2 separate regions of the Homo sapiens genome follow, and region 2 is linked to region 1. Evidence: chromatin loops called from intact Hi-C (ENCODE). Cell type or tissue: gastrocnemius medialis. All regions are shown on one strand. Each heading gives the region's core, and the rest is flanking DNA. Links, peaks and the distances in the headings are about the cores only. Region 1 overlaps VARS2 (valyl-tRNA synthetase 2, mitochondrial). Region 2 holds the start of MUC22 (mucin 22).

Region 1 (7,090 bases), core at 139-4,138:
ATTAGCGTAGTGCTCAAGAGCAGGACTCTGTTGCTAGACTGCTATTTTTGAGCTGTGTGATCGAGCCTCAGTTTCCCGCATGTTTAAACTAGGAACAGTAATAGTATATGTTATGGTTGTGATGAGGGTTGGATAAGTTAGTAATAGGGTGTCCCCAAAATCTCAGTGCAGCTTTAATAACTTCAGAAGGATAAATGCTATGAACTCACCCAAAAATTATTTTAAAATTTAACTATTTAAATTTATACTTATTTGGTTTTGAGTTTTGACTAATTCATTTTAAATTCTAATTTATTTTTGGTTGGCCATTTCAATCACAGCAACTAAACAGGCATCAAACACTGATCATCTAAAACCTCTTAAATGACGCCTCACTTTTTGTCATGTTCCTTGAGATAGTGGATTTTCTGTGGTGCTGAGGACAGATCTCATTGCCCTAAGGAGATGGGGTGGATGGGTCGAGAAGAGAGCCAGCAGGGTTGGTACTGAGTCTCCCAGGAGCCCCTTTGCCAATTCTGGGTCCCCCCCATTGCCAGGAGCACTGGCGCCAGCCAGAGCTGGAGCGGCGCTTCTCCCGGGTCCAAGAGGTCGTGCAGGTGCTAAGGGCTCTCCGAGCCACGTACCAGCTCACCAAAGCCCGGCCCCGAGGTGAGGCAAGGCGGGTCCTGGGCTCGGATCCCTGCAGGAAAAGGGGGCTGGTGGGGAAAAGAGCAGAGCCTGAAGGGCCAACCCCCCCGTTAGGAGGTGCAGGGTAGGAAGGGAGGCAGGAGCTGAGGCCTTGCCCCTGACAGTTTCTTTCTTTCCAGTGCTGCTGCAGAGCTCAGAGCCTGGGGACCAGGGCCTCTTCGAGGCCTTCTTGGAGCCCCTGGGCACCCTGGGCTACTGTGGGGCTGTGGGCCTGTTACCCCCAGGCGCAGCAGCTCCCTCCGGCTGGGCCCAGGCTCCACTCAGTGACACGGCTCAAGTCTACATGGAGCTGCAGGTGACCAGAGGGGATGGGGAGGGTTAGGGCAGGCTTGGGAAGCATGCTGGGAGGAAGGGAGGGGCTGGGCTCTATAAAGTAGGGGAAGGGACCTTCTAATGGAGGATGGAGGCCTGGCAGCAGGCGGATGTCTGAGCCTTTTCTCCCTGTTCTTCCCCAGGGCCTGGTGGACCCGCAGATCCAGCTACCTCTGTTAGCCGCCCGAAGGTACAAGTTGCAGAAGCAGCTTGACAGCCTCACAGCCAGGACCCCATCAGAAGGGGAGGCAGGGACTCAGAGGCAACAAAAGGTAAGGCTGAGGGAGGCCCCCAGAAGGCTCCACCCCTGAGGGAATGTGGGCCAGGAGGGGCCTCATTCCTGGATCCTCACCTCCTTTTCTCCTCGTCCAGCTTTCTTCCCTCCAGCTGGAATTGTCAAAACTGGACAAGGCAGCCTCTCACCTCCGGCAGCTGATGGATGAGCCTCCAGCCCCAGGGAGCCCGGAGCTCTAACTCATCATCCCCATCAGTTTTCCTCCCTCTCAGACCTGTCTTTGAGGACAAACAGATTTGTCAGCTGTCAGGGTGCAGTGGGACGTCAGAGACTATGTGGTCCATCGCCTTCATTGTGTAAATGAGGACACAGACTGGCTTGGTCGCAGTGACTGTGGTGTCCTTGAGATGCTCACATTACTGCCCGGCCTGCCTCCCACCTGGAAGTCTGGGAATGAGGAGATTGAGATAAACTTTTGAAATCCCAAACATGTCTGTTTATGGCTCTTTGGTCCCCTTTGCTCCCAGTGGTGACTTTTGTGCTTCTGAGTTGTCCCCTGAGAGCTTGGTCTGGGAAAAGAGGAGGAGGGGTCCTCGCTGGAGGAAGAGGAACTTTCTAGTCATGGGTAGGGTATGGGCACAGTGGTTCCGGTTCTACCTACTTTCTGGACTAACTGACAGTGCCCTGGCTTTTGCAGGCTCTTTCTCCTCCACTTCTCACTAAATGGAAGCTTCCCCGCTCCTTGGCTGTATCCCTAGAGGTGCTGAGAGAAGTAGGACTTCCTCCAGACCTGATGGGCTGCAGGCTGTGCTGCAGATGGTGTGCCCCCACCTTCTGTGCTCTGACACCTGAGTGCCCAGCCTCTGAGTTACACATTCACAGCACAGCCAGCCACCTTACCCACGCCAAACACCATCTCATCTCCATGGAATTCAAGGGCCTGGCCCTTCCACGCCCAGAGTACATTCTGTCCAGCAGCTCTGAGTAGCCTGTCCTGGGCTGGGTCCTCTGTGGTGCTAGATGTACAATGCCATTTAATCCTACTGAAAACCTCATGAGGCGGGTGTTAGCTCCATTTTGGAGATTTTTATTTTTACTTTATTTTTGGGACAGGGTCTCGCTCTGTTGCTCAGGCTGGAGTGCAGTGGCATAATCATGGCTCACTGTAGCCTCAACCTCCAGGGCTCTAGTGATCCTCCTGCCTCAGACTTCTGAGTAGCTGGGACCACAGGTGTGCACCACTGTGCCCTGCTACTTTTTTTTTTTTTTTTTTTTTTGGAAACGGAGTCTTGCTTTGTCACCTAGGCTGGAGTGCACTGGTGAGATCTTGGCTCACTGCAACCTCTACCTCTCTGGTACAAGTGATTCTCCTGCCTTAGCCTCTTGAGTAGCTGGGATTACAGTTGTCTGTCACCACGCCCAGCTAAATTTTTTTTGTATTTTTAGTAGAGACAAGGTTTCACCATGTTGGCCAGGCTGGTTTTGAACTCCTGACCTCAAGTGATCTGCCTGCCTCGGCCTCCCAAAATGCTTGGATTACAGGCATGAGCCACCATGCCCAGCCCTGCCCTGCTAATTTTTAAAATTGTTCTGTAGAGATAGGGTTTTGCCATGTTGGCCAGGGTGGTCTTGAACTTCTGGGCTCAAATAATCCACCTGCCTTGGCCTCCCAAGGTGTTGGGATTACAAGCATAAACCACTGCGCCCAGCCCCCATTTTGGAGATGAAGACGTGTGCTCAGAGAAAAGTCTCCACTGGGACCTAACCCAATAAATTAGGTGCAGGCTCTTTCTGGCTGCTGTAACTAAACTTCAAATATAATGGTGGCTTAGATGAGGTGGATGTTTCTTCTGCTGGGCATAAGTAGTGCAGAGATCTGCAATAATGGGAGCCCACACCTCCTTCAATCTTATTTTCCTGCCATTCTGATGCATTGTCAAACTTCATGTCCAAGGTCTGCACCAGCTCCCATCACCGTGTCTGCATTTCCACCCAGAGGGAGGAGGGAAAGAAGGGGATGGGCAGTTTTCTTTTTCTTTTTACTCTGTTTCAGCAAGGTGTTTTTTTTTTTTTTTTTTTTTTTTTTTTGAGCACCTGCTATGGATGGGCTGGGCCTTATTCTGGACACTTAGATTCATCAGTGAGTGAAACAAAATTCTGTGCCCTTGTAGTACTTTCCTTCTAGCAGGACAGTCAGAAATAACATACAAATGAGTGAACGATATACTATGTTTGAATGTCATGAATGCAGGGGAGGGAAAAAGGATAGAACAAGGTAAGGGGACTCTAATGTGTTTGTGTGGCGGGGGGCAGGTTGTACTTTTAAATAGTGGGTCAGGGCAGAACTCACTGTAAAGGTGAGGTTTAAGCAAAGGCTTGTAGGAGGTATAGGAAGAGCGTTCCAGACAAAGGGAAGGGCCAGAGGAAAACAGATAGAGGCATGGTCAGACAGCTCGAGGAGTAGCCTGGAGACCAGTGTGGTGGGGCAGAGTGAGAAGGGGAGGATGGTGGGAGGTGGAGAAACAGAGGTGAGGGTGGGGAATTGGTGGGGGGTAGGGAAGACTCAAGGCGGACAATCTGGGGCTTGTGTCCAAAATGGTAGCCAGTTGGCTACCTAAAGCATTAAATAAAATAAAAACGTTCAGTTTCTTAGTCGTACTTGCCATATTTCAAGTGTTTTGGTAGTTGCATGTGGCCAGTGGCTACTATGTTCGTCAGCACGGTTATAAAACATTTCCATCATCACAGAAAGTTCTATTGGAAAGCACTGATCTAAGACCTTATAGGCTGTTTCAAGAACTTTGCTTTTCCTCCTCTGAAATGGAAGCTCCTTTCTTTTCAAGGATACTACCAGAAAGTTGCCCACCTCCTTTCTACTTGCATCCTATTGGACAGAACGTGATCACATGGCCACAGCTAGCTGCAAGGGAGGCTGGGAAATGTAATGATCCACATGCTGAGTTGAAATCTACATGACTATCCAAAAGGAGGAGGATGGCTGTTAGGGGGGCCAGTTAGCAGTCTCTGCCACCCCCAGGTCTGGTGAACCCCAAAGCACTCTTCACTGCACTGCTCTGTTTTGAGCCTTGGGAGACAATTCTTTGAGAAAAATAATCTGGAAATCACATCCTGGTGATCTCAGGCCCTGAAGTCTAGGAACCAGGTTGAGGTGCATTTAGCTGTCTGCTCTACCAACCTCTTGGACATTCAGATATCCAGTCCCCCAACTTGTTTGGGGATCCTCACAGCTGCCCCATGGGCGTCACCTGCCCATTACTGCAGGCTAGGGGCAAGTCATAAAATACTAGTCTCCTTTGGAGCCCCCTGCTACCTCTCCTTGGGGGCTAATTGTCCCAGGACAGTTGTGAAGGAAGGTAGACCAATTTTTTAAGTGTTTTTTTTCCACCCTGCCATTTTCTATGCTCCCCTCATCTTCAGTGATGCTCCATACTGAACTCTTGTTGTCTTCTGTCTCCAAAGGAGTCAGTCTCCAATTTCATATGGAGATAATGGAGGGTTGTGTAGGTGTGGGGGGCAGAGTGGGTACCACAGAGGACAGAGAGCAATCCTATCAGTACCCCCCACTGCTCAAGTCTGAGCTGCAAGTTTGTGTTTTGAGAGCTGGTGAGAAGTCAATTTTTTTTTTTTTTTTTTTTTTTTTGAGACAGAGTCTTGCTCTGTAGTCCAGGCTGGAGTGCATGGTCTTGGCTCACTACAGCCTCTGCTTCCCAGGTTCAAGCAATTCTGCCTCAGCTCCCCGAAGTAGCTGGGACTACAGGCACATGCCACCATGTCCAGCTAATTTTTGTGTTTTTAGTAGAGATGGCGTTTCACCATGTTGGCCAGGCTGGTCTTGAACTCCTGACCTCAGGTGATCCACCTGACTTGGCCTCCCAAAGTGCTGGGATTACAGGCGTGAGTGAGCCACTGCGCCTGGCCAAGATAATCTTGAGAAGGTGGTCAGGAGTGCCTGCCTCAGAAATCAGCATAAGGAGGACCCTGAACCCCAGGGGACTAGGAGTTATATGTTGGGACCAGGTTTCCATCCTAACAGCAATCCCTACCATCCTGCCGACGACCTATAAGACAGGCTGTGATATGTCCCTAAGTAGCTTCCCTGTGTGATCCTCACAACAACCTGATGGTGCAGGAATAATGAGAAAAACTCAGAATTGTGTAAAAACAAAACAAAACAACAACAACAAAAACCTTCCCCCAAACTGGGAGGGAGCTGAGAGGCCAAAAAGTGACTCAGACAAGTCCAGCTTGGTGAGTAGATGAGTTTTTTAGGACTTACATACAAGGCACTCCTGGATGGCAGCAGGACAGCTTTAGAGATCCGTGCTGCCTCCCATGCTAAAGCTGCTTTCAAGCTAATTTTCTGACTCTGCCGACTGTGTGTGTGCGAATGGACTGTTTTCCTTGGTGGGTTCCCAGATACTCTCCGGGATGTTTGGGTTCTCAGGGACACCTGCTCCTCGGCCAGGCACCGTGACCTTGGCTCGCCACCTGGCCTTCAGGATTCAGGCAGTGGCATACACCGTTAAGTAACCTGGTAGGGGACCTGTCACACTACAGCAGGTACCATCATTGTTCCCATTTTGCGAGTGAAGAAATGGAGGCTCCAAGAGGATAAGAAACATGCCCAGGAATTCACATGTGGGCTGGTGTCACCTCATACTCACATGGTTAACCAGGACAGGCTCAGCTTGCACCTGGCCTCTCCTCCCCAGCACTTGCGCCTGGCTGGGCATCCTCTCACAAGCTGAACCCGTCATCTCTCACCTGAGTGCCCACCCACCTCCCACCCCAATTACCTGTGTGGATCCATGGGCCAGGGGAACCATGTCCTGGGGGTGTTCTGCCTATGTCTCTTTCTTTGGTTTTTGAGCCCCTGGCCCCAATGCTTAAGCAAAGGGAAATGAAATAAAAATCTTGCTTAAACCAAGACCTCTGTCTAGTGCCTGACTTCTCCACTGCTATTAGATCTCAGGTGAGTGACTTGCCCTCTCTGAGCTTCAATTTCCTTATCTGTAAAATAGGATAATGATACCTAGTATGCCACATTCAAGACTGCTGCAAGCATCGAAATAGGGATGCAGGAGAAAAGCAGGACTTCAATAAATGTTGCTTCTCTTTATTCCCAGGTGTTCCAAAGATCTCAATTTGGTGTGTGTTCCTATGCATGCGTATATGTGTGTGGTGTGTGTGTCCCCAAACAACTCCCCAGATGCCTTGTAGGCCTGTGACACTGGTGTTGAGGGAGACATTGTCCATCCCTGGAACCCTCTGCTCAACAGGGGGACAGTCAGAGACTTGAGCATCCAACCCCCACTTCCTGCCAGCTCTGTGCTCAGGGACCCACAGAGTCAAGCAAGTTATTGAATTCAGCATACCGAATTTTATTTATTGCCGCTCAGGAGGGTGGGGGCCTGCTGAAAGACAGGGTCGGGGCCTGCCTCCTGCATCCCCGGCCCAAAAGCCCGGGCCAAGAAGGACACAGGCTTCAATGGCTGTCATGTGTTGCAGACAACATGGTGTTGAGATCTTGCATGGTGGAGGGTGACGCTGGTCCCTGAAGGGAGATGGAGGAGGAGGCAGAGCTGGGAACAAAGGGTTAAAGGGCGCCATGTAAGAGAGCTCTCCATTCCCACCACGGAGACATCCAGACCCCAGCAGAGGCCCAAACTGACTCACAAACACACAGCCCCATCTTTCCCCTTCCAAAGAACTACCTTTTCAAGCAATTCCAGGAAGCTGGACTCATAGGAGGAATTTGTCAGAAAAGACTCCTTCAGCTTCAGTTGCAAAGTCATACCCGGCCCTGCGGATCCAGAAGTACAGCTTAGGACCCAG
Region 2 (14,848 bases), core at 4,084-8,083, 79 kb after region 1:
CAACGGGGCACTTGTGCAATTGGAAAAACTGCTGTGTTTATATTCCTGATGAATCAGTTAATATCGCTAAATTAATGACTGATATAAAAGCCCACATAACCAAGCTCTCAGACCCCTACTTTGAATAATTGGCTTCACAGCTGGTTTGGGTCCTGGGGCACCTGGTGGCATAAGCTGCTTCTTGGTTTAGGTGCTGTACTCGTACGTTCCTTACTGTCTTGTTTGAGCCTTTACTGCTGCTGTGTTATCTGCCTCCAGTGGAGCCAACGCACTGCTGCTAAAGCTATGCACTATCAAGGGTCCTCCCTTTAGGCCCAGGGACTATCATGGAAGAGATGAGCACGTGAAATTGTCAGGGCCAGTTTTGAGAGGTGGAGTGTAGGAATACAGCCTGTTGCACGGCAACAGGGACGCCATTTTGAAGCAAAGCTGCCATTGAGAGGTGACAGGGTGCTGGAAGTCCGCACAGCCCTTGCTCGCTCTCAGCGCCTCCTCTGCCTGGGCTCCCACTTTGGCGGCACTTGAGGAGCCCTTCAGCCCACCGCTGCACTGTGGAAGCCCCTTTCTGGGCTGGCCAAGGCCGGAGCCCACTCCCTCAGCTTGCAGGGAGGTGTGGAGGGAGAGGTGCGGAGGGAGAGGTGCGAGCGGGAACCGGGGCTGCACGCGGCGCTTGCGGGCCAGCTGGAGTTCCGGGTGGGCGTGGGCTTGGCTGGCCCTGCCGGTCCTGGGCAATGAAGGGCTTAGCACCCGGGCCAGCAGCTGCGGACGGTGTACTGGGTCCCCCAGCAGTGCCAGCCCGCCGGCGCTGCACTCGATTTCTCACCAGGCCTTAGCTGCCTTCCCGCGGGGCAGGGCTTGGGACCTGCAGCCCGCCATGCCTGAGCCTCCCACCCCCTCCATGGGCTCCTATGCGGCCCGAGCCTCCCCGACGAGTGCCACCCCCTGCTCCAGGGCGCCCAGTCCCATCGACCACCCAAGGGCTGAGGAGTGCAAGCGCACGGCGCAGGACTGGCAGGCAGCTCCACCTGCAGCCCCGGTGCGGGATCCACTGGGTGAAGCCAGCTGGGCTCCTGAGTCTGGTGGGGATGTGGAGAACCTTTATGTCTAGCTCAGGGATTGTAAATACACCAATCCGCACTCTGTATCTAGCTCAAGGTTTGTAAACACACCAATCAGCACCCTGAGTCTAGCTCAGGGTTCGTGAGTTCACCAATCGACACTCTGTATCTAGCTGCTCTGGTGGGGCCTTGAAGAACCTTCGTGTCCACACTCTGTATCTAGCTAATCTGGTGGGGACGTGGAGAACCTTTGTGTCTAGCTCAGGGATTGTAAACGCACCAATCAGCACCCTGTCAAAACAGACCACTCGGCTCTACCAATCAGCAGGATGTGGGTGGGGCCAGATAAGAGAATAAAAGCAGGCTGCCCCAGCCAGCAGTGGTAACCCGTTCTGGTCCTTTTCCTGACTGTGGAAGCTTTGTTCTTTTGCTCTTTGCAATAAATCTTGCTACTGCTCACTCTTTGGGTCCATGCTGCTTTTGTGAGCTGTAACACTCATCGTGAAGATCTGCAGCTTCATTCCTGAGCCAGCGAGACCACAAACCCACCAGAAGGAAGAAACTGTGAACACATGCGAACATCGGAAAGAACAAGCTCCAGACGCGCCACCTTAAGTGCTGTAACAGTAACCGCGAGGGTCTGCGGCTTCATTCTTGAAGTCAGTGAGACCAAGAAGCCACCAATTCTGGACACATCATGATGACCAGTGGTCCACTTTTGCATAGCAAAGTGCACTGCAGCACAGTCTTCAAACAATGCCTGCTGCATAAATAACCCTTCACAAACATGCTTCTTTAACCTCCGGAGTGGTTATGGGTTTTGGCAAGAAAGTCTGAGATGTGACCAGCTGCATATATTTTACCCTAAGACCTTGCTATAGAAAGGATGTTTTCTGGAGTGTCCATCGTCTTGCAGCTCTCCCAGACGTGGCTTCTGTTGCTTAGTCCTTGTTCAAAATTTCTTTTGGAGAAACTGGATTTGTTAGCCACTTATTTCATTCAGCCTTTGTTCCATAAAAGGGTCATACATGTAAAGTGGCTCCCAAACGCTGAAGGAGCCGAGAAACCAAAAACAAGGCAGATAGATCCAGTTTGTCAGTAAATGGTGATTTGCTGGGGAATTTACAGACAGAAGTGTAGTCTTGGGTGGCAGCAAGTCAGGTAGATCTCCACACCTGTTACCCCCAGACCCAGGGCTTACCCCGGAAAGGGTGTATACTTCCTGTAGAGACAATTAAAAGCAACCTTTCAGAACAGGCAGGAATGCTATGTGCGTCGTAGCCTGTAATTTATGCCATAATATCAAGGTTGCTTTGATCTAAAGGCAGGGGCTGGATGTGGTGGCTAATGCCTGTAATCCCAGAGCTTTGGGAGGGAGAGGAGGGAGGATTGCTTGGGGGCAGGAGTTTGAGACCAGTCTGGGAAACAAAACAACACCTCATCTCTACAAAAAAGAAAACCAAAATTAGTTGGGAGTGGTAGCATGTGCCTGTGGTCCCAGCTACTTGGGAGGCTGAGGCAGGAGGATCACTACAGCCCAGGAGTTAGAGGCTGCAGTGGGCTGAGATTGCACCACTGAACTCCAGCCTAGGTGACAGAGCAAGACCCTGTCTCTAAAAACAAAACAACAAACAAAAAACGAAGACAGGATTTACAGTAAGTACATGTCCTTACCAAGAACAGTAAATAAAGTAGGAATGAGGCCCATGTGACTCATGGGACCTGGGTTAATCAGAAGTCAACATGGCAGATTAGCATCCAAGATGGAGTCACTTTGTCTCCACAGCCTCTCAGCTCCCTCAGTCTTTGGGGGAAGGTTTGCATGCCCCTGCTCACTGAGGAACAGAGAGGCCACGCTGAGCCATATGCAGGCAATCATCATCATCTGCTCACTTAAAGGGATCCAGAAACCAGAAGGGAAAGACAAGTTGAACACCCTGAAAAGGTGCCTCCCACTGATAGGAACTGTGGAAACCCTTATGTGGAAAAGCATGAAAAGAAATAAGATCAGGCAAGGGTGTCCAGCTAGATCATTTTTTAAAAAAATAGTAAAACATGTATTTTCAAATTTTAATAGACAAATTGAAAGAGGCTGGCCATTATAGAGAATTATGCTAGTAATCCGGAAGAGCAAGCGCGAAAAATAACTCAAACAGACACAATTATACAGGAATAAAAATCACCCGGCAAATATAATACATTTGGAGGATAGATCCAGGAAGACTAACGTGCAAGTAATAAGGCTCAAAACAGAGAAAAAGAGACGAAATGGAAGAGAAGAATTAGAAGGGAAAAAAGAAGAGCTGGAATAGAGAAAAAAGATTTGAGTCTGTCTATGAAAAGCTTCACCAAGTACAACTCTGTAAATATACTAAAAAACACTGGTTTATTTATTTATTTATTTTAGACGGAGTCTTGCTCTGTCGCCCAGGCTGGAGTGCAGTGGCGTGATCTCAGCTCACTGCAACCTCCACCTTCCAGGTTCAAGTGATTCTCCTGCTTCAGCCTCCCGAGTAGCTGGGATTACAGGTGCGTGCCACCACACCCAGCTAATTTGTGTGTGTGTGTGTATTTTTAGTAGAGATGGGGTTTCACAATGTTGGCCAGGCTGGTCTCGAACTCCTGACCTCAGGTGATCCACCCACCTTGGACTCCCAAAGTGCTGGGATTACAGGCATGAGCCACTGCACCCGGCCTAAAACCACTGGTTTATATACTTTATTTTATTCTTATTATTTTTTTAAATTTGAGATGGAATCTCACTCTGTCACCGAGGCTGGAGTGCAGTGGCGCAATCTCGGCTCACTGCAACCTCTGCTTCCTAGGTTTAAGAGATTCTCCTCCCTCAGCCTCCCAAGTAGCTGGGATTATAGGCGAGTGCCACCATGCCTGGCTAATTTTTGTATTTTTAGTAGAGATGGGGTTTCACCACTGTTGACCAGGCTAGTCTTGAACTCCTAACCTCAGGTGATCCACCCATCTCAGCCTCCCAAAGTGCTGGGATTAGAGGCATGACCCACCTTGCCCAGCCAGGTTTATATACTTTAAACAGGTGAACTATATGGTATGTAAATTATAGCTCAATACAGCTCTTAAATTTTTACCAGGCACATTATGTAAATAAAAATTTTTATTTCCTGGCCGGACATGGTGGCTCACACCTGTGATCCCAGCATTCTGGGAGGCTGAGGCAGGCAGATCACTTGAGGCCAGGAGTTTGAGACCAGCCTGGCCAACATGGCAAAACCCTGTCTCTACTAAAAATACAAAAATTAGCCATGCGCGGTGGTGCGCGCCTGTAGTCCCAGCTACTTGGAAGGCTGAGGCAGGAGAATCACTTGAACCTGGGAGGTGGACGTTGCAGTGAGCTGAGATCATGTCACTGCACTCTAGCCTGGGTGACAGAGTGAGACTCTGTCTCAAATTTTAAAAAATTATTTCCAAAAATAAACAACAAATGACTCAAATGAATGGGCATTTTGAGCTAGAGGAAGGAGAAAAGGGGGGAGTCCCTGGTGAGCAATTTACCTTGTGATTGATTCACATAGTTGTGCTGTGAGTATCTCATTACTCCCAGCAACTGGGGTGTGCAGGTAGAGTTTGGAAGCATCATTACCCAGCTTTCGTCATGGAATACACCTACTCCTGTAATGTGACAAAGCCCCAGCCCACCAAGCATGCGTGACCCAAGCAAAAGTCCAGGAAGTGGACAGGGTTAAAGGGCTGCCCATCTAGACCTGTGCCTTTGCACTGTGGATTTAGCACAATGATCTTCACGTGGCATCTGTGCCCCCACATCTTGGGCGTACATAAAGACTTCCTGAAGAGTATTATGCAGGCGTGGGTTGTTTGATGGGAACCATTTTCCAGATCTTCAACTTCCGTATGTGCTTGTGGCCTAGAACTGATCTGTCTGAGGGCACCTCTGTGGTCAGGGCTACACTTTTCTGACTCTTCTTTGATGAACATCCAACATTTCCTCTGTAGCTCCCATATTATTATTACCACATTTCCGCAGGGTGTAGAACATTTCAGGGTGTCAAATAAAGCCTTTTAGTGAAGGGATACCTCAAAAACCACCTCTAATTTAGGGATCATATACCCAGAGTAGGACTTCCTGTTTTCTCCTGCCTCATATAAATTCCTGTGAAGGGCTACGTGGAGTGTAAGGAACTGGTAATTTTGGCATGTGTTAAGGTGTTATTTACGCAGATACACTGTAGAATGAAGTAACAGGAGTAATAAAAACTTCTTTTTTTCCTTTCTTTTTTTTTTAACAATCTCTTCTCTTCCATCCACTCTTTAAAAATGCATCCCTCTTGAGGGAGTATCTCATGAGATTGGAGCAAGAGCAGAATCAGCAGAAAGAATAGAGGAGGCAGTGGCTTATTTAACCAAGGAGAAAAATCCCATGGCAGCCAACCCACCTTATCTGTCTGTCTGCCTATTTTAGAATATTCAAGATTTGTCAACAACTTGCTGGGACAAAGCAATGTGCTATGAAGCACACTTCCCTGAATTGTACACCATTTTCTGTAAGGGGAAAGAGCTTCCTGTTCACTAGTTTCTTGGTTTAGGTAACAATTGTGTATTTGGCATGATTTCAAGGAGAAAGATGTTGTAAGCTCCAACTGATTAATGTTACACCTTAAGATAAAAGACACTTAGAGAGGCCATACGGCATGTCAGCTAAGAGCACAGATTGTGGAGCTCGAATTTCTGGTTTCAAATCCAATTTCATTGTGACTTTCCACAAATTCCTTAATTCTTCTGGGTCTCAGTTTCCATATTTGTAAACATGAGAGTGAAAATAGTACCCACTTCATGGGGTTATTGTGAAGGCTTAGAATAGTCCTGCATTTCGTAAGCGCTCTGTAAGTTGTGTTATTTTTAAAATGTTAGGTAAGTGGGCCAAGCGAGGTGGCTCATGCCTGTAATTTCAGCACTTTGGGAGGCGGAGGCGGGTGGATCACCTGAGGTCAGGCTTTTGAGACTAGCCTGACCAACATGGTGAAACCCCATCTCTACTAAAAATACAAAAACTAGCTGGCGTGGTGGCAGGCACCTGTAGTCCCAGCTACGTGGGAAGCTGAGGCAAGAGAATAGCTTGAACCTGGGAAGTGGAGGTTGCAGTGAGCCGAGATTGCACCACTGCACTCCAGCCTGGTCGACAGAGCGAGACTCCGTCTCAAAAAAATGAAAAATAAAAAATGTTAGGTAAGTTAATGATTCATATTTTCTTGAAAATATGGAAAGACGTATCATAAGAGAAGCATTTTTGCTTAATTCACCAAAAAGTTACTGGGGGCTATAAATTGAACACAGAGTCTTACAAGGCACAGGAAATTTTTTAGACGTTTATAAACATATCTTTTGATGCAGAGGAGTATGACAGGGTGATCAATAAAAGCTTTTCAAGCAAAAAATTATTACAGACCATATGACATCCCAGAAAAGACAAAACTATAAAGGCAGTCAAGAGTCAATGGTTGCCAGGGGTTACGAGGGTGGGGTGATGAATAGGTGGAGCACAGAGGATTCTTAGGGCGTGAAACTACTGTATATGATACTACAATGGTGGATGCCTGTCATTGTACATTTGTCAAAACCCATAGAATATACAAGAGTAAACCCTGACGTCAACGAGGTGGGGAGGTTGTGCTTGCGTAGGGGCAGGGAGTCTATGGGACCTCTGTACTTACCACTTAATTTTGCTGTGAACCCAAAACTGCTCTAAGAGATAAGGTTTATTAATTAGACATACTGTGATATATGTATAGCAGTAGAATATTTATGTTACTGGTATTTAATATGATATATGGAGAGAGACCAGTAGAATAATATGGGGAAAGTAAAATGGAACTATAAGTTCGTAGAGCAGGAGGAACCATTTAAAAACCTAGACTATTGAGGAAGAGCTTGCTTATATGTTATTCAAAAGGATAATGGAAGCTAGGTGCAGTGGCTCACGTCTGTAATCCCAGCACTTGGGGAGGCTGAGGCGGGAGGATTGCTTGAGCCCAAGAGTTCAACACCAGCCTGAGCAATATAGTGAGACCCCCCACATCTCTTAAAGTAAAATAAAATTTAAAAAAAGGATAATGATGAGTATTGAGATGCTGCTAGTGTTTAGAGTCTACTGGAAACATTTTAAAGAGTAGTAAAAACTTTTATTATTTCAATGTCTACATTTACAATATGGTAGAAATTACATTCTTTGCAATAATTAAATGTATGATAAAAAATTTAGATTAAACATAGACAGAGGAGGGAAAACAGCTTTTCAAAATTGTTTTTGAACGTATACACAACAGAAAATTTGAAGATGGGCACTCAAGCACATAGGACATTTCTACACAAATGGTGGCTCCAGATAGCTGAAGAAGCTTAAGCAGCTGTAGGAGAGATCTCCAAATCCAGGGACAGTGGCTGCCATCAGAGTGGTCCGTTTGTGGGAAAATGGGTCACAGACATAGACCATATCAGGCTATATTTCACAGAAAATCTTCTTCTTTTTGTTACTTTCTGATGAACTATATGCTATATGGAAGGTACCATTGAGACTCCTTGTGATGAAAATAACTCTACTTGAATTGGGGGTAAACTAAAATTAGAAGGGAAAGCAGACCCCTTGTCCAGCCAGGTTGAAGAAAATCTAAGCCGGTACAGGGTGAGGTTGAGAGAGATGGCAGCGAGAATCTGGAACACAGGCCTTTCCTAAATCAAACTTTCAGCACAGGTCATTCAAGGGCGAATTTCAAATCTATGCTATGTTTATAAATTGTGTACTCTACGTAATTGCCGGGTCCCTGGAATTCCCTACTCTGTGCGAAACTAATCTCTTACTCTCTAAAACAAACCCAAGTCCTAAGCCCACAACCCCTGTTTGCTCTTTCCTTCCTAGTCATCAGAACCCTCATGACTCAGACTCTCCAAGGAGGCATTTAAAAAAATGTTCTCGGACCAGTCAGCTCCACTCGAGCAACCTGCTCTTAACTCATTAATTTTCCCGACATGTCCCTTATGATGACTCGTCCATCTGTTTTTCAAATTCCACATAGCTGGGCCTCTGTAGCTTTGTGGTTTTATATTCCGCATACTTTCTAACAGTGACAGCTCCAGAATTTCTATGTCAGATGAAGTTGGGAACAGGCAGTCTGGTTGGAGGAAGATATTCAGGGGCCAGACTCAAAGTCCTGTTTGGACATGACAACCTCCTTTTATAATGGCGAAGAGCACAGGCTCTGCAGCTGGACTGATAGTTTAATTCCTGACTCCATCACTTACTAACTTTGTGAGTTTGGCCAAATTACTTGACTTCTCCATGGTTTAGTTTCCTTATTTGTAAAATGAAGACAATGGTAGTACTGTGTCTCAGAGTCGTTGGATGCCAATGCAGGATCCCAGTGACCAGATGGAACGAGAGGGAGCTCAGGAGAGACCAGCTTGAAGGGCCGAAGTCTTGTTCCCACATTGCCAGTAGGAGGCATAAATTCCCCCTCAGAGGACGTGCAGGAAAGAAGTGGAGGGGAGAGCCCTTGAAATGGGGGGAAAACAGTCCTGAGAGGGGCATTAAATTTCATATGGCCAAGTATTTACCCAAAAGAGACCTGAAACATTGTTTTCTTTTTCTTTCTTTTTTTTTTTTTTGAGACGGAGTCTCACTCTGTCACCCGGGCTGGAGTGCAGTGGTGCGATCTTGGCTCACTACAACCTCTGCCTCCCGGGTTCAAGCAATTCTCCTGCCTCAGCCTCCCAAGTAGCTGGGATTACAGGCACCCGCCACTACGCCCAGCTAATTTATTTTTATTTTTATTTTTATTAGAGATGGGGTTTCACCATGTTGATCAGGCTGGTCTCAAACTCCTAACCCGCCCACCTTGGCTTCCCAAAGTGTTGGGATTACAGGCGTGAGCCACCAAAATTTTTTTCTTTCTTATTGTTTTTAATTCTCCCCCCAAGCTTACTGAGGTAAAATAGACAAAAATTATATGTTTTCAGCGTGTACAATGTGTTGATTTGATGAGTATACATTGTGAAATAATTACCACTATCAAACTAATGAACACATCACCAACACATATTTACCATTTCTTTTCTGTGTGTGTTAGCAAATTTCAGATAGACAATACAATATTGTTAATTATAGTCTCCATGTGATTAAAGTTCCAGAACTCATTCTTCTTATAACTGAAAGTTTGTACCCTTGACTGTTGTTTTTAATCTTTAAATTGAGGCTTAAAATATATGCAGTAAAATGTGCAGAGTGGACACATAAGTGCTCAAGTCGTTGAATTTTATTTAATTCTTTAATGTATTTATTTTAAAGAAATAGAGACAGGGTCTTGCTATGTTGCCTAGACTGCTCTTGAACTCCTGGGCTCACACAATCCTCCCACCTCAGCCTCTCAAGGTGTTGGGATTACAGGCATGAGCCACCGCACCCGGCCAATTGTTGAATCTTAACACATGCATACACTCACCTACCCGCTTTCCAGATCAAGATGTGCCACATTCTTATCACCCCAGAAGCCTCCCCTGCCTCCTCCCCATCAGTGCCACCCTAGAGGTAGCCAGTATTTTGACTTTAATCATCATCAGTTGATTTTTCCATGTACTTGACTTTCATATAATTAGAACCATACAGTATGCCTTCCAAAAGAGACACTTTTAAAAGAAAATGAAATTTCATCACCAATATTTGGCAAGCTTATACCCGTATCCTCATTTCCAACCCCAGGCTTCCCTGCCATTGGTGGGAAAGAGAGTCTGGAAACTGAGTTGGGTGAGTTATAGCAAGCCAAACTACATTTTTCCTTGCATATCTGAATTACACGGGGTAAATTTCAATCAACTGCTAGTTGTGAGCCTAGAAATAGGGACGCAGGTGAGTCAGGGTCCCTGACCTATGCTTAAGAGCCATTGCCAAAGATTGACTCAGGGAAATGGGTAGTTCCGTGCCCCATCCTCTTCCCTACTCACTTCCGCTTGATACTAGAAGTGAGACTCACTCAGTGTCCACTTTCCCCACCCTTGGAGAGCTCACAGGGAGTGGAGTGTATCACTCACGTAGCCATGTGCTGCTCTGCAGCTGGGAAGGAGCACTCTGGAGAAAGCCGGGCGTGTGTCCTGATGCTCTTATCACCCTCCAAATCCCCAGCTTCCCCTAGATAGACTGCTATTGACCTTTACCATCCATTTGTTTCCTTTTCTTCTCTTCTTCCTTCTTTCTTCTACAAAGGCCTCCTGCTTTGAAAATGAGGCATACCCAGGGAAAACAGGTTTCAGGTCAGCTCTGGTTCAAAGGGTGGGTCCCTTCCACTCCGACAAGTTTGATCCCCTCATTCTGCCTCCCTCCCTGCCCCTCCTCATGTGTGCGCCCTCTGGTCTTGCCGACTCTGCTCTCTCCTCCGCCTTGATTCCTGTAGGGTACATCTCTCCAAACGGCCCTGCAGAAAGCACAGCGCAGAAATGCCCCTCCCTGGGGAGGGAGGACCCAAAGTTCTGGCCTCCCCTACTCAGTATCAGCTATAAATGCCACAGACACGTTTGCGAGGAAAAAAGAAGAAAAATAAGAAGCCAAACTGTGGAGCAATTTGGGGGCTCCCCCCAACCATGCCATCTGCCTACAAGGCTTACCCTGGCACTGGCTGGCCTTTGGGTCTTTTTGTGCAACTTTATTTTCTATCAAGGCCCAGGGGGTTTGCCCCTTGTCTCTCTGCCTCTTTGACCTATCCTTCCTTTGGAACCCAGGCATCTAAATGACAACTTCTATGTGCATCATTTAGAGATGAGAAGAGGAAATATCTCTCCTGCTTTCTGGTTCCTGTGGCTGCTTCTCTTTGGACTTCTGGGACCCAGTAAGTGACTTAGCAGTTAAGGAGGGAGAGGGGCATGGAGGCCACATAAGCCCTGAAGGAGATGGGGAATCCCCTGCCCAGGCATGACTCTTCTTCCAGAAACAATGATGATTCATTTTTTTTTTTTTTTTTTTGCCCATTTCTGCAAAAGCCAGTACTGATCCCAATTCCACTGACCATGATTCTGATGCTGTCTTAGAAGCAAATCTGTATTAGTCTCCCCCAGCTGTGGTTGTGAGCACATGTGGTGGGGCGGTGGGGCGGTGCTGGGGAAATGGAGGGGGGTGAGATTTTACTTTCCTTTGTATCTTGGATAAAAGTTTTTTTTTTTAACCGGAAAACTCTAGTTCCAATAGCATTCTTAATTCCAAATTAAAACCAGGATCTCAGTCTAAAGTCAAGTAAAAATCCTTCAATCCTTCTTTGTTTTTTTTCCATAGGTTATTTGGGTACAGGTGATATTTGGTTATGTAAGTGCTTTATTGGTGAATTGTGAGACTTTGGTGCACCCGTCACCAAGCAGTGTACACCGCACCCACCCTATCTGTAGTCTTTTATCTCTCGTGCCTCCCCCGTCCTTCCTCCCTAGTGCCCAAAGTCCACTGTATCATTCTCATGCGTTTGAGTCCTCACAGCTTAGCTCCCACCTATCAGTGAGAACATACGATGTTTGGTTTTCCATTCCTGAGTAACTTCACTTAGAATAATAGTCTACAGTCTCATCCAGGTCACTGCAAATGCCATTAATTCATTCCTTTTTATGGCTGAGTAGTATTCCATCGTATATATATGCCAGTTTCTTTATCCACCGTTGATTGATGGGCATTTGGGTTCCATGACTTTGCAATTGTGAATTGTGCTGCTATAAACATGTGTGTGCAAGTGTCTTTTTTGTATAATGACTTCTTTTCCTCTGGGTAGATACCCAGTAGTGGGATTACTGGATCAAATGGTAGATCTACTTTTAGTTCTTTAAGAAATCTCCACACTGTTTTCCATAGTGATTGTACTAGTTTACATTCCCACTAGCAGTGTAGAAGTGTTCCCTGATCACTGCATCTACGCCAACATCTACTGTTTTTTGATTTTTTGCTTCAACCCTTCTTCGGATGCTGCCTGATTCCAAATCCATGTATAATCCCCTGAGAACTTCCCTGGTAGAAACAAACCGGAGTTCGGCCACTGAGGGGTTGGCTCTGACATTGGATCAGCAATGGCTGTGAAAGGAAACAGCCCAGGGGAGAAGTGAATTGGGCTCCGTGTGACTCCAATGGGCTGTCTGAGATAGTACTGTTCACTCCAGTCTTTGATTTCTTACATCAACATATCTTCCCTAATTATGAGACACCAGGTTAATTGGCTCATCCATTCCATTGCCTTTACTGTAGGATGGCTCGTCAAGAAGTGGGAGGTGCGGTTGAAAGAGAAGGTATAGGTTGGATGATGTGGAGGATTTGGAGTGCTTCCCCCTTCTTCCTCAGTATGCATCTGTTTCCTGCACCCCACTCTGGATTCGCTCCCTCGCCCGCTTCAGCACTTCCCTCGGCGTTCTTTTTCTTCTCTTTCCCCTTGCCTTCACCCTGAATGCTTCAACTGTTCTCTACCTACCCATGCCTTCCAGATCTGCCCGTCGCCTGTCCTAATCCTGAACTCCAGTCCTATCTGTCTGATTTTAAACAAGAGTCCCCTTACCTCAGAAGAAACTGTCATTCATGTAGTCATTCAACAAACATTTATAGAGCTCCTCCTCTGGGCCAGGCACTGCTGCGTGCTAGGCCATGGTGAGGAATGGAGTGGGAAATGCCATGGTCTTGACCCCCATGGAACACTTGGTCTACTGTAAAACATAGACTTAAATAATATTTCCTAACAAAAGGGAGCAAGTGTGCAAGGGCTGAAAGGCCCCTCCTCTTTTCCTACCACTAGATCTATAAAGTAACCAACAGTGTCTCCTGTAGCCCCATTACAGTGGATTAGCAAGGACCAACTCCTCCATCTGAATGCTGGGCGCCGTCTCACCCTCCTGCCGTCTCAGGGGCTTTGCTCAGTGCATTTCTCCTTCCCCTCCCATCTCACTTTACCTTTCTTGGGTCCTTTCCATCAGCATCCAAACAAGCTCAGTTCTGTATGCACAAGTATCATCCAAGGAGACGATTAAAAACTTGGGTTTCCAGGCCCTGACACCCCACCAAGCAAGATCTTGATTCAGTAAGCTTGGTGGGATGGCGTGGGTTCTTCAGACAGTGTGATCCCAGAGGTCCCTGGACCAAACACTGAATGATGTCCATCCTAACGTCCCCGCATCACTCCTCAGCCACCACCTCTCCCTCCACTCTCCTCCTCACCCCCATTCTTTTTTTTTTTTTTGGAGATGGAGTGTGGCTCTGTCGCCCAGGCTAGAGTGCAGTGCTGCAATCTCGGCTCACTGCAACCTCTGCCTCCCAGGTTCAAGCGATTCTCCTGCCTCAGCCTCCTGAGTAGCTGGGACTACAGGCGCACACCGCCACGCCCAGCTAATTTTTTGTATTTTAGTAGAGACGGGGTTTCATTGTGTTGCCCAGGCTGGACTCGAACTCCTGAGCTCAGACAATCTACCCACCTTGGCCTCCCAAAGTGCTGGGATTACGGGTGTGAGCTACCGGGCCTGGCCCCTCACCCCCATTCTTGAAGGACTTCCCCACACTTGCTATGTCACTTCTCACCTCCCACTCACTTGTTTATTTTATTTTATTGTATTAGGTAATGGATGTAAGCAGTTCTGAAAAAGAAATACTTGTAGTCCTACAAGGCTTCTCATAAAACTTCAGCCCCTGATTCCCTTGCCCCAATTGCTTCTTATTCTGAGTCCTGCTTCCCAGGGTTCCTGTTGGCATTTACGTTCATACTGCATTTATCTATTTATTTAGAGACAAGATCTCACTCTGTCACCCAGGCGGGAATGCAGAGACACCATCATAGCTCACTGCAGCCTGGTACTCCCGGGCTCAAGGGATCCTCTCACCTCAGCTTTCCAAAGCACTGGGATTACAGGCGTGAGCCATTGCACCCGGCCATAAATTCTCTTACTACCATTACTTCTTTGTTGGTTGAGGTTTTTTGGGTTTTTTTTCCTGCTTTGGGCATGATTTATTGTCTTCCTTCTAATGAAAAGAAAGATTTAGGTTAGACCACTCCCCCTACACACTTACTGTCTCACATTCCCGCTCACAATTCTCCCCAAATGACTGTATCAAATTTTTGGTGTTAAACTAGCATTTAGTGTTTACATTATGATAACTATAAATTTTACCTCTAGTAACATTTATAACTGGGTCATATAATTGCATTGTGATGACATTATAATAAGTATAAATGACCTCTAGTAACATTTATAACTGGGTCATATAATTGCATTGTGATGACCATCCGTTCTTGTAATTTTTGTTTTTCTAGATATTAATAATAGCCTCATTTTTAAAATGTCCATAGTTTTCTTCATATATGTAATTAATTCATCCCAAAACCTCCACCAGAAGTATCCCTGTCTTTTCCAAACACATGAGGCAATCTATCAGTTTCACTTTTTTCCCTTGAGCAATCCCATTTGGAAGCCTCTGTCCAACCAGAGCAATCCCATTTAGAAGCCTCTGTCCAACCAGTACTGGTTGCTTGCTAGATCTCTTGTCCTGCAATCTGTATTCAGCAACATTCTGGAAATTCCCTTTTTTCCCTTGTAAATTCTTATCTTTTTTCTGGCTTTATTTTTCCATCTTGGAGCATCACTTTCTCTAGAAGCTTCCTGAGAGAGAGAGTTTATGGTGGGAAATTATTTTAAAACCTTATGCACTGTTAGGGTAATGCTAAGCTGCTGTAACAAGGAGATCCCGAAAGTGGCTTTGAAAAACAAGTTTATTTTTCTCCCTTGTACCAGTCCTAAGGTAAGTATTATAG

Evidence for each region. A loop is a pair of places that touch in the nucleus more often than their neighbours do. Peaks named below come from ENCODE experiments on the same cell type or tissue, not always from the same donor. Only the 100,000 strongest peaks of a DNase experiment are listed, where the experiment ranks them.
Region 2: it touches region 1 in a loop (4-fold over the local background); 2 of 110 quality-filtered maps call a loop at or near these places.

What each region holds. Positions count from the first base shown.
Region 1 is chr6:30,924,738-30,931,827 of GRCh38, forward strand. It overlaps VARS2 (valyl-tRNA synthetase 2, mitochondrial), which reads left to right. Exons shown (of 30, transcript NM_020442.6): 27 at 537-648; 28 at 807-982; 29 at 1,143-1,271; 30 at 1,372-1,722. The coding sequence ends at 1,473. SFTA2 (surfactant associated 2) reads right to left here. Exons shown (of 3, transcript NM_205854.3): 2 at 6,970-7,058; 3 at 6,616-6,837. The coding sequence ends at 6,751. Among named protein-coding and RNA genes, the nearest start is that of SFTA2, 3.9 kb to the right of the region's middle. In gastrocnemius medialis, for the core only: no CTCF peak of the experiment used is centred there; a DNase peak (open chromatin) is centred at 2,144; H3K27ac peaks cover 2,449 bases.
Region 2 is chr6:30,999,859-31,014,706 of GRCh38, forward strand. MUC22 (mucin 22) reads left to right here and starts at 10,616. Exons shown (of 4, transcript NM_001395414.1): 1 at 10,616-10,918. The coding sequence starts at 10,849. In gastrocnemius medialis, for the core only: no CTCF peak of the experiment used is centred there; a DNase peak (open chromatin) is centred at 6,023; H3K27ac peaks cover 4,000 bases.